2 separate regions of the Homo sapiens genome follow, and region 2 is linked to region 1. A link is a loop called in an ENCODE intact Hi-C map of the cell type or tissue named here. Cell type or tissue: natural killer cell. All regions are shown on one strand.

Region 1 (8,000 bases):
GCTAAGGAAGGAGCTGAAGACACAGAGGCCTGGGACTTACGGTAATGTGGGTGCTGCCCTGTTCAGAACTGTCATCCAGCTTGGAGGTTCCATGACCCAGACTGTGTGTGAGGCAAGGGGGTTGGGGAGGACCTGGGGCTTGGCCCTATAGCTCACAGAGGCTGTCAGTCCTTCACCTAGGGAGCCCTGGCCACTCGTAGACACCTGTGGAGGTGGATGAGAATAGGTAGTGACCTCATAGAGGTTGTGGTCTGCCTAGGCACAAATGACAAGCGTATGGATGGATTTGAGGTCAGTGAAGCAGAGTTCAGGCCCATGGGGGATTTCGGGGACGACAGAGTTAGTGAGTCTGTGAGAGCCCGGGGAGACGAGCTGTGCCCACAGCCAGGGGTCTGTCCCGTTCACCCTGCGAAGGAGCACACGTGATTGAATGGGAATTTGAGCGCAAGATGAAAAAAACATGTGGGCCCCAAGTGCCGGTGGGTTGGGATGGCAACCACTGCATGTGATGGCGTCCCTGTTCCGCAGGAGCCACTGGAGAAGAGGGACATGAGGGCTTGGGCCAGGGCAGTGTCCAGGAAGCATCTAGCAACCCCCATGGCAGGACAGGTGACCAGGGAGACCCTGGAGGAGTGAGCTGAGGTGCTGTGAGGCTGGGCCCAGTGGGAAATGCGGGGCTTTGGGTACACATCTTTGAGAAGCAAGCAGGTGTGACTGTGGCCAGGGACTACACATGGGAATGTGGCCCAGGAGGGGTACAGAGCTGAGGGAAAAGTTTGGCTCAGCAAATCTGTGGGAAAATAGCCTGAGAGGCTTTCATGTGACTGCTGGGGGCAGGGGCAGACACTGGCCCCTCCAGACCCTCTGGAAGGACCAGGTGATGTTGGGTAAGTGAACCTGCAGGGGAAGGCAGGTTCCCAGTTCCTATGTGGATGCTGTCCCCTCCCGTGAGCTGCAGGGAGGATGTCATGGCTCAGGATCCCAGGCCAGGATCAGAGGGAGGGCCAGGGGTGAGACTGGAGGAGAAGGACCCTGGTCTAACTTCCCACCCCACTAGTACCATTCTAGTCGGGCCGTATAGGTACTGGTTTTCTCCTTCCTTCCAAAGCAATGCAAATTCATTGCCTAAATACTTAAAGATAGAGATAGAAGAAAATAGCCAGGTACGGTGGCTCAAACTTGGAATCCCAGAACTTTGGGAGGCCAAGGAAGGCAGATTGCTTGAGCTCAGGAGTTTGAGACCAGCCTGGGAAACATGATGAGACCCCTGCCTCTACAAAAAAATAGAAAAATTATCTGGGTATGTTGGTATGTGCCTCTGGTCTCCGCTACTCGGGAGGCTTTGGTGGGAGGATCCCTTGAGCCCAGGAGGCAGAGGTTACAGTGAACCGACATTGTGCTGCTGCACTCCAGCCTGGGTGACAGAGTGAGACCCTGTCTCAAAAAAAAAAAAAAAAAGAAAAAGAAGAAGAAGAAAATACCTCCATTCCCAGCCTCAGCCACTGATCTGTGGGGTGTGTCTCCTGGACCTGTGGGGACATTTTCCTGACGGGCAGACTTGAGTGGGCAGTGATGTGAGCAGTGGTCCATGTGGGTTCTGCAGCATCCCAGGATATACCCAGAGGCCGGGCCCTGCACCAGTCTCAGCATCACAGATGTGTTGAGGCCCAAAGGGCTGGGGGTAAGCATGGAGAGGCGAGCATGTCCACTCGGACTCAGGGGCCCACCCTCAGTGCCCCCTTCTCCTGCCCTCATCCACTCTTGATGCTCCCCCCTGCCCTCTCAATGCTGAGCAACCAGAGAAAGCCCACAGCCAGCAAAAAGGCTTTCCTCTTGGGTGTAGGTCTCCAGGATCCTGCTTGTACATTGTAAATCAAAAGCTTGGCCTGTTAGCTTGACTGTGCTCTTGTCTTGGGGTTTTCCTGACCACAGGTCTGTGGGCAACAGAGGAATTGATGCCCAGCGCTTCTCCCAGGGTGAGCCCTCATCCAGCTGTGTCCAGAATGAGGAGCAGATGGAAGGAATTGGGGAGAAAAGTGAAGGTTCTTATTTTTTGAACAGGGTCTTACTCTGTCACCCAGGCTGGAGTGCAGTGGCACGATCCTAGCTCACTGCACCAAGAACACCTGGGCTCAAGCGATCTTCCCACCCTAGCCTCCTGAGTCACTAGGACTACAGGTGCACACCACCATGCCCAGCTAACTTTTTAAAATTTTTGTAGAGACAGGGCCTCCCTATGTTGCCCAAGCGAATCTCGAATTCCTGGCCTTAGCCATCTTCCCTGGGAGACCCTGGATCCAGAGCTTGGGGGTGACATCGGCCTCCTCCTGCCATGAGGATCAAGATAGGCAGCAATGGCCAAGGGCACAGTCTGGCGGGCCATAGCCCTGTGCCACCCACCGCGGGTGTGCAGCGGTGCAGAAGCAGATGCGTCTGTCTCAGCGAGTTCTCCCCAGGTAGGCTGTGTGGGCGCTGGGCCAAGCACTTCCCTACCACGAGCTGGTCGCAGTTCAGACCAAGCAGTGCAAGGCACACCCGCTGGGTGTGAGGCACAGTGGTGGCCCCACTCTTTGCCTGGCTCGTGCCTCCTGTGTGGAGGCAGATCAGCTGTCCCAGGGCGGGCTGTGGTCAGACCTGGAGGCCACGTGCTGCAGCCCTTCCCAGGCCCTGACTCCTCTTCCTCCACCTAGGAGTCGTTCATGCCCACCAAGGGGCACATGCTGGTGGTGCGCCTGCCACTGAAGCACCTGCACGCCTTTGCCGACAGCCTGAAGCCAGAGCAGGTCTCACCTTTCGTCCACTCCCACACCACCAGCCCGCTGGGGGAGTTCAAACAGTGGGTGGCCCTTGCGGCTTCCAGCCGCTGCTGTCTCCTCCTCGTTCCCCTCCTCCGGTGTTGCCCACGGCGACCTCTCCCCGGGGCATGGGGGGCAGGGTGAGGGGAATCCCTTCCTGCTCACAGAGCACGTGAGGCCTCTGGAGGGCTACGCAAGTGCCTTCTCAGCTAGCCTGGTGGGGCTGCCGGCTGATCTCTGGCTCCCAGAGCCTCTCTCTCCAGACTGGCCAAAAAGGCCCCATCACGGTGCCGTCTCTTGCTCCTCCCCACCCGTCAGGAGAAGGGTTGGGGCGGGTCCTGACTCCCAGGCCCATCGGGGCTGGCAGAGTGGGCTGTTTTGTGTGGGGCTGAGGTGAGGTGTGTGCAGGAGATGCAATGGCTTGGCCGCCTGCATGCTGTGTCCTCGGGATGCTCCCTAACCTCGGTTTCTTCCTCTGAAGAATGGGGCTGAAACCAGCTCTTACCACTCAGAAGTGCCTAGTGCTCTCTCCCAGCAGAGCCAACCCTCACTAATGGGAACCCCGGGCTCATCTGTGAGCAGGGCCACCTTACTGTGCAAGCGGCTGGTGACCCTCCCCTCCTCTGCAGGCCGCTGTCCCGAGGTTAGTCCAGCAGAAACTCTACCTCTTCCTGCGGCATTGCTTTGGCCACTGGCCCTTGGACGCATTGTTCAGAGCTAGGAGTGTCGGCCCCATCACATGTGTGCCTGTGTCTTCTGTGTGCCCCAATGAGGGAGGTCCCCTGGGGTGGATGAAGGAGAACAAGTGTTGTCACAGAGACCTTGGAGAGGAGGGGGCCTTGGAGGGCCACGTTGTTCTTTCTGTTTCAGTTTCCAAAGGCAACCCTCAGGCACAGCAAAGCCCTGCCCCATCCCACCTGTCTGGTGCCAGACAGGTTTCTACTCTTACGCAACCAGGTAGCACTGGGTCCCGTGGGCCGGGAAGAGCCCGCCCATGACCCTGGCTTCTGAAGAGCAGTGAGAGAACCAAATCTCACAGGGCTGTGCGCGTCTCTCCTGCGCCCTCTGGGGGACGTGGGAAGAGCCAACTTAGCTGCCACCTGGGTACCTGGGTTCCAGGCCATCAGAGGATTTGGCCCCAGCCACTGGGCCTTCAGCACACACCTCCCCCACAGGTCCTGGAGGTGTGGCTGAGCTACCTGCAGCCATGGTGGTATGCAGCTGACAAGCAGGCTGCCAGCAGCAACTCCCAGCCCCAGTGTGTCTGAGAAATGGTGAGCCCTGGCCCCCTCTCCTCACATGCCACTGGCTCCCCTGGGCAAATGTTGCTCCAGTGGGTGGAGGCCAAGACAGCGGCCTGTGCTGGGGTCAGCCTGGCCCTGGCCCTCTCCCAGCTGCTGCTGAGTGGAGCACAGACCAGCCCTTCCTAGGCTCAACTTCGCCAGGCCCTAGAATGGGTTTCTCATGGAAGCAGTGGGTGACCTGTCCCCTCTCCCTTCTGGCCCAGACAAATTTTCATGGTGACCCCCAAACTGTTCCTTAACCCTTCCTTACCAGCACAGAGCAGACCAGTGGCCACCTTCCCCTCATCTCCTGCTTGATCCTCACAGCAGACCCCCCCAGGCTTCCATGGCACCTGGCGTGGCCACTGACCTCTCCTTTCCTTGCCCGAGGCCTTCCCCTTTGGACCCTCTGGGGGATCCTCCCTCAGCCCCCTCAGGCTCTGGGCTGGCCTCTGCCATGGTGGCTTCAGTCCTCTTGGAAAGGGGCCTCAGGCCTGCTAAGGATGCAGCAACCTCAGAGGGCCTGGGTCTCACCTGCCTGTGTCCTGCCCTCCCTGCCTGCCAACAGTCTCCTGAGCTGTCATCCATAACACTGCACAGTTAAGGCTGAGACCGGCTGGACCCTGCCTGCCCTGCAGCCACCAGGCACCAGGCACTGGGTGGAAGACCGCAGGTATACCCACAGAGGGGGTCTGCACAGACCAAGCTGCGGGCCCATGGCACCACAGTTTCTCCCTGGCAACTCGTGGCAGCATCCTTGGGAGGCGGTCTTGGTCTCTGGCATGCGTTTGTCTTGGCTGGGTTGGACATTGGCTTCTGTCACTCCTCCTGGTGTTTGCCCTCCTGCAGACACTGTCGGGGGCTCTGTGAGCCACCAGCTCCCTCATTTGCCCTCCCCATGTCGGCCACCTGCTACATGGGAGACACTGCTGGGCAGGACCTCAGGAGGACACCCCTGGGTCATGGCTCCCCAGATACCTCGGAGGCATCCTGAAAACCTGTGGGCAGCAACCAGGTTCTCTGTGCCCCCGGAAGTGGGCGCTAGGTTCGTCTCCTGCCTTCCAGTTCGAGCAGCTGTTCCCGGAGCCGGAGCTCGTCATCCCCCTACCGCCAGCACCGACTCTTCACAGCCTGCACATTCGCCAGCAGCATCCTGTCATAGTGGCCACCAGTGGTCACTGATGCCTCCTTCAATGTGAAGAGTCACATCTATGGCCTGGAGGGCCAGGACTGCAAGTACACCCGATGTTCGGGCCCGAGGCTTACACCCTGGTGAGTGGGTTGGCGGTGCCCCTTCACAGGACCCCTGGAGCCACAAGGCTGAGCAGAGGCAGGGAAGTGCTGTGTTCTGGCGGGAGGGAGGGAGGTTGGGCGGAGAGTTGACGCACATCTCCTTTCCCCGTTTCAGTAAAGTCTGATTTGTTTCTGATAACGAAGGCAGTGTTGGGAAATTTCACATTTAGAAGATCATTCTTTAGTCTTTAAAAGTCCTCCAGCAGAAGCTGCTCCTCCCGTCACTCAGTGATCTGGCTGTGCACCCATCTTAGGGCCCCCAGCCAGCCTGCCTGGGTGGCAGTACAGGCGTATCCTGCCGGTGACCTGCCCTCGCCTCCCTTGCAGGTCCTGCACCTTACTCAGCTCATCACGCAGGCCAAGCACACGGCCAGGTCCATCTCGGACCAGTGTGTGGAGACTCCAGCTGGCCACTCCTTCCTGTTGTGGCTGGGCTTTGGCCCCACAGACACCAACGGCTCCTATTCAGCCATGACCTGGGCGAGATGGGGCAGGACAGCGTCCAGAAGATGGACGAGTGCCTGGAGGAGGCCCTGGCGTACCTGCGCCAGATATTCCGAGTATGAGCAATGGGGCCTGTTCCACGGCCGTTAGGGTCCCCTTCCCCGAAGGATCCACTCCCCCTTTGCCCATGGTCAGCATGCATCCGTCCCAGGCCCCATGCAGATGAACCCGGTGTTGTGGGAGGCAGGCCCACACCCCGAGTGTCATGTCCGGGTGCTCTCGTTGCCACTGTTAGAGGCTGGTGGGGTGAAGACTGGTGTTCCTTTGCCTTGACACTGAGGGCAGAGGAGCTTCTCTCTCTCTGGTAGCTCAGTGAAGTGCAGCTCACGCAGAGTCTCTCACACTTGCCTTGGACACCATCCAGGATGAGAATGGAAAGAAGCAGCTCCGGACTGCATCGCGGGTGAGGACAGACTCATCCCCACGCCCCTGGGCCAGTACCAGGTGAGAGGCCCAAGTCCCAGAGGTGCATGGGTTGGGCCCTGACGTGTCCCCAGCTCCCTCCTCCCCTGTGAGCAGAGATGGCTTGGCTCTTCTGAGTTGTGTGCAGGGGCCATGTTTCCTTTTCTCTTCTTTCTTTTTTTTGAAACAAGGTTTCCCTCTCTTGCCCAGGCTGGAGTGCAGTGGCATGATCTTGGCTCACTGAAACTTCCACCTCCTGGGTTCAAGCGATTCTCCCACCTCAGCCTCCTGAATAGCTGGGATTACAGGCACATGCCACCATGCCTGGCTAACTTTTTTTTTTTTTTGAGACGGAGTCTTGCTCTGTAGCCCAGGCTGGAGTGCAGTGGCGCAATCTCGGCTCACTGCAAGCTCCACCTCCTGGGTTCACGCTATTCTCCTGCCTCAGCCTCCTGAGTAGCTGGAACTACAGGTGCCCGCCACCAAGCCCAGCTAATTTTTTTTTGTATTTTTTTTAGTAGAGACGGGGTTTCGCAGTGTTAGCCAGGATGGTCCTGATCTCCCGACCTCGTGATCCACCTGCCTCAGCCTCCCAGAGTGCTGGGATTACAGGTGTGAGCCACTGCACCTGGCCAATTTTTGTATTTTTAATAGAGACGGGGTTTCATCATATCGATCAGGCTGGTCTCTAACTCCCGACCTTGTGATCCGCCCGCCTCGGCCTCCCGGAGTGCTGGGATTACAGGCATGAGCCACTGCACCTGGCCAGGGCCATGTTTTCTGGCCCAACCCTATAGCCTGGGTTTCTAGATCATCAACAGGCTGCAAAGGTTTGAAATTGAGTACCAGGGGGACCCGGAGCTGCAGCCCCTCTGGAGTTATGAGATTACCAGCTTGGTCTGAGCATCCTTCCGGCTGTCATCTGCCATCAAACACAGAGTGAGTGGGCAGGAGGGCTGGCCTGGCCTCTTCAGAGAGGGTTCTGGGTGCTCCTGCCTGGGGTGCAGTCTCAGGGTGGCCTGTGGGGGTGGGGTGCAGCTGTCCTGAGGCCTGTGGTGCCACCACCCCATGCCCCCGTGCCACTGCCTGCGCTTCAGTTTGCAGACCAGATGGCGGCTCTGTGTTCCTGAGATGACTTCCTTGCCAGCTTCTGTTGCTACCACCTCACAGAGCCCACGCTGGCCAGCGGCCACAGGCTCAACCTGCACTTCCTAGGCAGCTACCTGACACTGCCCTGGCTACTGCTGGCTTTCTTCATGGCCTCTCTGTTCTGCATCAGGCCCCTCACCTGTGCACTGCTGTTCACCCTGGGCTACGCCCTCTACTCCTTGGCCATGATGTTGCTGACCAGGTGGGGAAGCTGCACCAGCCCTGATGGCATTGGAGGTGGGAGGCCACTCCAGGTGGGAACATGGTTATCTTTGGGCTCCTGGTGGGGGCAGGGGGGTTCCTGCAGTCGTGGATGCATCTAGGGGAAATGGGACTAAAAAGGGAAGAAGGTAGCTTCAATAAAATCTAGTGCTTAAAGACACAGCAACTGTTCGATGATATTGAAGTATTCAAAATATATGACAACTACAGATTCACTGACAGAAACCACCACGGGGTATCTCACACCTTCATTCACCCCACAGATGACACACCAGGGAGAACAGCGTCTCGGTGGTGATTTTTTTTTTTTTTTTTTTGAGACAGAGTCTTGCTCTGTAGCCCAGGCTGCAGT
Region 2 (8,000 bases), 140 kb before region 1:
CATTACGTTGAACGTGTAACAACATTGTGAGAGGGTTATGCCCACTTTACAGATGAGCACATTGAGGCTCAGAGACATTGACTTCCCAAGGTCTCACAGCTGATTAGTATCAGAGCCAAGCTCTAACTCAGTCCTGCTTGGTGCCAAAGACCGCATTGTTTCCAGAAAATGTAAAGCAGTTTCACGTAATTTATTTTTTTAAATAAACCAGTTTAATAATTTCATGAGAGAAATCATGTATTTTTGTTCTTGTTTATATTTTGATGTTCCCCAACATCTGTATTTTCTTCTCCTGGTCCTCTTTCTCCACACCATGTCCCCTCAAAAAAAAATCCCTCTAAACTCAAAACAGTTGAGAAGCTCACTTTCCCCATTAGTACTGATGCTAAAGGGAAATGCGAAAGGAGGTCCTTTTCAATGCATGCTGTACTCTGCAGTGACCGTGGATGAACAGGAACTGAAAGGTGTGGCACAGCAGCCAGCCTGGGTTAGGAAGCCAGGTCACTGAGGCCCTGGGGCTGGGAGGCTGAGGCTGAAGCAGAGAGAGTGGCTGGAGGGGTGGAGTGGGTGGGCGGTAGTTTTCAAATATTTTTCTCCCATTCTGTGGGTTGCCTTTGTATTCAAGGTGTACCCTTTTCTGTCTCTTCCCATTAGACTGAAGAGCAGCCAGCAGATGTTTAAGAGCCTGCTGGCCTTGGCTCTCCCCTTCAGCCCCTTTACGGTCTGTAAGTGACATTTATAAGCTGCACACGCAACTCTCAAGGAGACGGCTGTGAATGCTTTCATGGCGTTTCCATCACAGGTGACATTGCTCTCACAATCTAGTGATTCTTTTTCTTGCAAAGGCCTATTTACCAGTAGCAGAAACTGCCTTCCAGAGACTTTTTTTTTTAATTTCTTATGGAACATATCAAACTGCTGGGTATTCTAAAATATTTTGCTTTATTAACTTGCCAGCAGTGAAGATTTTTATTAATAGTAACCCCCAGACCCGAGTGTGACTGCTTCATTGGGTTTAGGCTTAGCCATGGTAAACACGAGGAAAGGATAGTGCTGCCATAGTCTACAATAATGGTTATCTGTCTGTAGGCAACTCAGCTGAGCGAGCGCCCGGCCTGTGTGAAGAAAGACTACTCCAACTTCATGGCATCCCTGAATCTGCGCAACCGCTACGCGGGCGAGGTGCTTCTCTTGTCCTTGCGCCCTAGGGCCTTTAACGTGTCCTCTTGTTTTGAGGCCTGTTGGCCGCTTCCTAGTGGAAAATGAACAAAGCGTCCCGGTGATGTGGAATTAACATATTTTAGGAGGATTTAAAGAGCACATTTTAGGAGGATTCTTGGCACATTCCAGAGTGTTAATGACCAGTTACTTGTTTTTTCCACAAGAGGGTAACTCTGTGTACACTTTGGCTACACTGAATGAAGGTTTTTAATTTTTTTGGCTTTTTTTTACAGCAGTAACAAACACTTACATGCCATAGGCTCTTGGGCACTCGGTAAGATGTATGTATTATTATTCCAGTTTTATAGATAAACGGAGGTTCCCAAGATTAAGTAACTTGCCAAAGTCGCACAAGTGGAGTGGGGTCTGGAACCACATCTTCCAACTCCACATCGTGGGCTTTCACCCACCACACCACAGTTTATTCCAGCCTCACCAGTGCCATCACATCTGTGGGCCTCCATTTCCTGCTCCATAAACTCAGAAGCTAATCTATACCATTTCTTTTTGTTTGTTTGTTTTTGTTTTTGTTTTTGAGACAGAGTCTCGTTCTGTTGCCCAGGCTGGAGTGCAGTGGCACAATCTTGGCTCACTGCAAGCTCTGCCTCCTGGGTTCACGCCATTCTCCTGCCTCAGCCTCCCGAGTAGCTGGGACTACAGGCACCCACCACCACGCCCGGCTAATTTTTTGTATTTTTAGTGGAGACGGGGTTTCACTGTGTTAGCCAGGACGGTCTTGATCTCCTGACCTCATGATCTGCCCGCCTCGGCCTCCCAAACTGCTGGGATTACAGGCGTGAGCCACCGCGCCCAGCCTAGTCTATGCCATTTCTAAGCTCCCTGGTGACTCTGAAAGTCTATCAGTGGCCTGGTCTGAGTGGGAGTTCACTCCTTCTTAGCACTCTGTCACTTGTATGTTCTTCTCTCTGGAAAAAAAAGTTATATTTGTCTTTAAAAATAGATAGGTTGGCCAAGCACAGTGGCTCACGCCAGTAATCCCAGCACTTTGGGAGGCTGAGACAGGAGGATCACCTGAGCCCAGGAGTTCGAGGATGCAGTGAACTATGATCGCACCACTGCACTCCAGCCTGGGCAACAGAGCAAGACTCTGTCTCAAAGAAAAAATTATTAATAATAGTAAGGAGGGCTGGGTGTGGCCGCTCACGCCTGTAATCCCAGCACTTAGGGAGGCCAAGGTGGGCGGATTATTTGAGGTCAGGAGTTCAAGACCAGCCTGGCCAACATGGTGAAACCCTGTCTCTACTAAAATAGAAAAATTAGCCAGGCGTGGTGGCGCATGCCTGTAATCCAGCTACTTGGGAGGCTGAGGTGGGAGGATCACTTGAACCCAGGAGGCGGAGGTTGCACTGAGTCGAGATCACGCCACTGCACTCCAACCTGAGCATCAGAGCGAGACTCCCTCTCTCAAAAAATAATAATGAGGCTGATATTGTTGTTTGAGTCATTAATTGAGTTTGAGGAAATGTATTTATCCAGCTCACATTCATGCAGTCCCACCATGGGTCAGACCCCGGGCTCACTGCTGGGTACAATGATGAGGGACAAGGTTCCCACCCTTGGGGAACATCTGCAGTGGTGGCACTGCCAACATGCATTTCTAGAGGAGCTGTTCTTTAAAAAAAAAAAAAGCTGTGATCAGTGGTAGCATCATTGAAATGAGCCTGTCTCTCTGCATGCATGAGCTCCACTTTGGGGCAGCGAGGCACCCACCAGTGCCACCACAAGTGTGGTCTGGTGGCTTCCAGAACCTTACCCACATTGCCTGGATTATATGCTTAGTTGCTGATGAGAATGTTTTTGCAGGTGTATGGAATGATTCGGTTCTCAGGCACCACAGGCCAGATGTCTGACCTGAACAAAATGATGGTCCAGGATCTACATTCAGCTTTAGACCGCAGTCATCCTCAGCACTACACGCAGGCCATGTTCAAGCTGACCGCAATGCTCATTAGCAGTAAAGGTAACTCACTGAAGCACTGTGGAATTCTGGGCTCGTTTCTAAATGAATGCTGGCCTTGATGACCCATAGCCAGCTGGAGTACTGGCCGGAGAAAGAGCAGGAGCTCCCCCAGTAGAGGAGTATCTCTCATGAGTGGAAAGTCAATAAAAGGCCATCACTGGCCCCAGCTGGTCAACTCTTGTTGGCCCAGGGAAGCTGTTTTGGGGTTCAGCTGTTGTTGGAGGCCTCTGACTGACGTGTGTTTGGTTCCAGATTGTGACCCGCAGCTCCTTCATCATCTGTGCTGGGGTCCCCTCCGGATGTTCAATGAGCATGGCATGGAGACGGCCCTGGCCTGCTGGGAGTGGCTGCTGGCTGGCAAGGATGGAGTGGAAGTGCCGGTAGGACCCTGACCTCGGGTTGGCAGTGAGGATGGGATGGGATAACAGACGGGAAGAGCCTTCCCTGGTGCCGCCACCACCAAGCATGGAGACACTGGGCAAGCCCCTCACCTTCTCAAGCCTCAGTCTCCTTACAGATTCTATTATTATACCTGACAGTCACAGAAAATAGAATATATGTTAACAGCATCCCACTGGTGCCTAGAAGCCGTTATCTCCCAAAACCTCGGTAGGGGGAGCCATTTCTCTACTGAAATTGGAAATCCAGCTTTTTGAACACCTGTTAACTTTGAATTTGATTGGGAGCAGTTGTGTTTGTCCACGGGAATGTTTTTCTTGACCTAATCTTGGGATCAGCCCCCTTTCCCTGCATCCGTATTTCTGGAGTTGCTACTGCAGGGGGTGCCCACAAGGAAGTTTATACTCACGTTTCAGCTGATTAGATAAACGCTTAAGAACAATTTTATTTTTCAAAGATTCTGTTAACTGTCAGGGTAGCAGGGAATTTGACATGTTTTCTTTCTGTATTTCTTAGGATTAGTTGAAATGAGTGGTCAAAAAGGGGGATTTTGATTTTCTTCTTCCCTCAGGAAAATTGGAATATTTCCAAAAATGTAATTAAAATGTTCCGGGCTGGTGGTGGTGGCAGTGATGATAATATCTCACATTTGCCTGCTATTTTATAACCTCGTGGGGTTTGTATCAATCACACCATTGAGCGCTGTTAGGAAACATTTTGGTCCAGTGGGCGCCTGGGGGAGGTTGTCTAGTCAGGGGGACACCTGTGAAGTCAGGGGAGTGCTGGGTTCTCAGCCTGACCAGCCTGCTCCCATCAAAGATATGCAGAAGGGCCTGTGGAAGTCACGCTTCAGCCTGCAGGGCTCTGATTCCTGGGCGGGGCTCCTCACCTGCATGGTGGACATCATTACAAGAGCACCTGCATCCTAGTGAGCTGTCAGTAAATGACAACTGGAGTGGCCACATCAGTTATAGTTCTTGCCAGGGAGAGGATTCTGCAGAGACAGCTGTATACCATTGCCACTGTGGATACCCACTGCCATTATGACACCCAATTTCTCCCTCTAATTCCTTGTGTCCTGTTTTCATATTTTACTACTATATGCATTAGACCTTATAATGTTGTTTCTGTTCAAAAAAATCAAAAGTCTTTCAAAGAAATTAAGACAAGGCTTTGTTACAGCATTATAATTTATCCAAATGTTTTTCATCACTCACACTTTTACAGTCTTCCTGTGATCTCCTCTGCCAAGTAATTTTCTTTAACAGTTCCAGTAATGCAGGTCTGCTGGAAATAAATTCTCTCATCTTAGTTCACCTTCATCTTTGATGCATATGGATTATTTTTTCTAGGCCCAGGATTCTAGGTTGATAGTTTTTTGTTTTATTGTTTTTAGCATTTCAGATATTATCTTCTATTGTCTAGTAGCTTGCATTGTTTCTGGAGAGAAGTCAACAGTCTTTTTGTTTCTCAGTACAGCCGGCCCTCCATATCCATGGGTTCCACATCCTGGAACCAGTTCTCCTGAGGATACCAAGGATGACTGTATATGTTATTGTTTTTCTTTTGACTACTTGTTGGATGTTTCTCCTTATCTTTCATTTTTAGTTGTTTGACTGTGTGTGAATTTCATTGTATTTATCCTGTTGGAATTCATTGAGCTTCTTAATTTCAGGGATTTAGGATTTTCATCAAACTTGGAAATCTTGAGGTCAGTATTTCTTTGTCATTTCTTTTTCTTTTTTTTTTTTACTTCCTAGGCTCTTAAGGTCAATATTTTTTTAATTTTTTTTTACTTCATTCTCTCTCTCTTCTCCTTTTTGGATTCCAGGTACACATATATTAGTGACTTGGTATTGTCCCATAGATCATCGACATTCTCTGTAGTCTTTTTCAGTTTTTCAGGGTTTTTCTCACTCTTTCATTTGGTTAATTTTTTTTTTAACCTGTATACCAGTTCACTGTTCTTTTCTTCTGCTTTATTCATTCTGCTGTAAAACCATCTTGTATATTTTTTATTTCAGATACAATTCTCAGGTCTAGAAAACAAAACAAAAAATAAATATTTAATTTAAAAATAAGAAAAAGAAACAATTCCAGATCTAGGATTTCTAGTTAATTCTTTTTTTTTTTTTTTTTTTTTTTTTGAGATGGGGTCTCACTCTGTTGCCCAGGCAGGAGTGCAGTGGCACAATCTTGGCTCACTGCAACCTCCGCCTCGTGGGTTCAAGTGATTCTCCCACCTCAGCCTCCCAAGTAAGTGGGATTACAGGCACCAGCCATCATGCCTGGCTAATTTTTGTGTTTTTGTACAGACAGGGTTTCACCATGTTGGCCAGGCTGGTCTTGGACTCCTGACCGCAGGTGATGCACCTGCCTCAGCCTCCCAAAGTGCTGGGATTACAGGCATGAGCCACCACGCCCAGCCATTTAATTCTTTTTTATAGTTTGCATTTTCTGCTGCTGAGATTCTCTTACCTTCATGCATTCTTTCCATTATTTCTTATAAATCTTTGAGCATATTTATTGTAATTATTTTTATATCGTTATCTGGTCTGTTCTTGTATTTGAGTCATCTTGGGTCAGTTTCTTTTTATCTTTTTTCTTCAATGTTTGAAAGTTTTTGTTTCTATACTGGACATTGTACATTTAAATAAAACTGACAGTTGAGGAGGACTGCTGTATATTTTCCCAGAGAGAAGGAGGTCTTTATTTTTTTTCTTTTGTTTTTTTTTTTTTCCTGAAGACAGTCTTGCTATGTTGCCCAGGCTGACGTCAAATTCCTGAGCTCAAGTGATTCTGCTGCCTCGGCCTCCTGACCCAGTAGCTGGGACTTTTTTTGTTGTTGCTTTTTTTTGTTTTTTTTTTTTGAGATGGAGTCTCGCTCTGTCACCCAGGCTGGAGTGCAGTGGCCCGATCTTGGCTCACTCCGCCTCCCGGGTTCACGCCATTCTCCTGTCTCAGCCTCCCGAGTAGCTGAGACTACAGGCGCCTGCCACCACGCCCGGCTAATTTTTTGTATTTTTTAGTAGAGACGGGGTTTCACTGTGTTAGCCAGGATGGTCTCGATCTCCTGACCTTGTGATCCGCCCGCCTCGGCCTCCCAAAGTGTTGGGATTTTAGGCGTGAGCCACTGCGCCCAGCCAGTTGCTTTTTTTTTTTTTTTTTTTTGTGACTGAGTCTCCTGACTTTGTTAGCCAGGATGGTCTCGATCTCCTGACCTTGTGATCCGCCTGCCTCGGCCTCCCCAAGTGCTGGGATTACAGGCGTGAGCCACCGCGCCTGTCCGAGATGTCTTTCTTATGTCTGGTGGCTCCTCCTCCTACTCAATAGCTGGTCTTGGCAGGAAGTATGGGTTCTTCCTGCTTTTTACCCCACTTCCTTTTTTTTTTATTTTAAGCAAAATTGGGAAAGGTGTCTTAAAGGGATTTTTATACAAACCAAATTACTGTTTCATTTGGGGTCTTTTGGAGTCCAGCTTGCACTTCCTGCTCCTACCATCTCCAGTGGCTCAGCTGGCCTCAGGTCCCTTGGCCTGTGTCAGGCTTCTCCACCCACTCACACTCACACCTGGCACTGGCCCCAGCAGCACGTGGTCATTCAGGTCCTCACTCCCTGTCTCTGCCTCCACAAGGACCTGACCTGTCCAGGTCCCATAGTGCCCAGGAGATGAAGAGATGTCACACTTGCTGTTCGCATCTCAGCGTGGGAACAGTGGGGAGCCTGACCTCCTTACAGGGGTCTGGGACCTTCATTTCACTGAGAGGGGAAAGATTCATGATCCTTGTATGATACTTAAAATTCATGACCCAAAATAAATGCATGTGGGCTGCACTAGTAACTGATAACTTGCTCTGGTCCTGCTGTGTGCCCAACTTAAGCAGGGCATTATATGTATATTACTCTCCTGTCCATTGAACCCAGGCCTTGGGGTCTAGGCTGATGGTTGCAGTTTCCCCCACACCCTGAGGCTGTCCTCCTGTGGGCTCAGGAGGGACCCGATCCTGGGAAGTCTTAGCCACGCTCACTCCTGTGTGGGCCCAGGTGCCCACCTGCCTGCACACACCTGCCTACACACACCTGCCTACACACTATCTCTTGGTGGGACTCTCCACTTCCCAGAAGAGGACAAGTGTGCCCTCCTCTCAGGGTCTTCTGGAAGCCCTGGTTTCACCACAAATTGTGACTGTCAGGACACAGTGCTGCTATGGTCAGGATTCCTTTCCATATGCTGCTTCAGCCTCAGACCTCGGTGGGCCTTAAGAGTAGGGGCTGCTCAGCCAGGCGCAGTGGCTCACGCCTGTAATCCCAGCACTTTGGGAGGCCGAGGCGGGTGGATCACCTGAGGTCGGGAGATCGAGACCAGCCTGACCAATATGGAGAAACCCTGTCTCTACTA

What was found. A loop is a pair of places that touch in the nucleus more often than their neighbours do. Peaks named below come from ENCODE experiments on the same cell type or tissue, not always from the same donor. Only the 100,000 strongest peaks of a DNase experiment are listed, where the experiment ranks them.
Region 2: a loop joins it to region 1, with 10 times the contacts of the local background. A loop is called at or near these places in 16 of 110 quality-filtered maps.

What each region holds. Positions count from the first base shown.
Region 1 is chr22:20,602,247-20,610,246 of GRCh38, reverse strand. It overlaps the pseudogene SMPD4P1. Among named protein-coding and RNA genes, the nearest start is that of MED15, 99 kb to the right of the region's middle. In natural killer cell, CTCF peaks have their summits at 3,676 and 3,875 (motif pointing left); a DNase peak (open chromatin) is centred at 3,846; H3K27ac peaks cover 1,615 bases.
Region 2 is chr22:20,737,810-20,745,809 of GRCh38, reverse strand. It overlaps PI4KA (phosphatidylinositol 4-kinase alpha), which reads left to right. Exons shown (of 55, transcript NM_058004.4): 30 at 1,090-1,182; 31 at 3,046-3,202; 32 at 3,455-3,582. Among named protein-coding and RNA genes, the nearest start is that of SERPIND1, 32 kb to the left of the region's middle. RefSeq lists a silencer at 458-507. In natural killer cell, CTCF peaks have their summits at 3,647 and 3,846; a DNase peak (open chromatin) is centred at 3,819.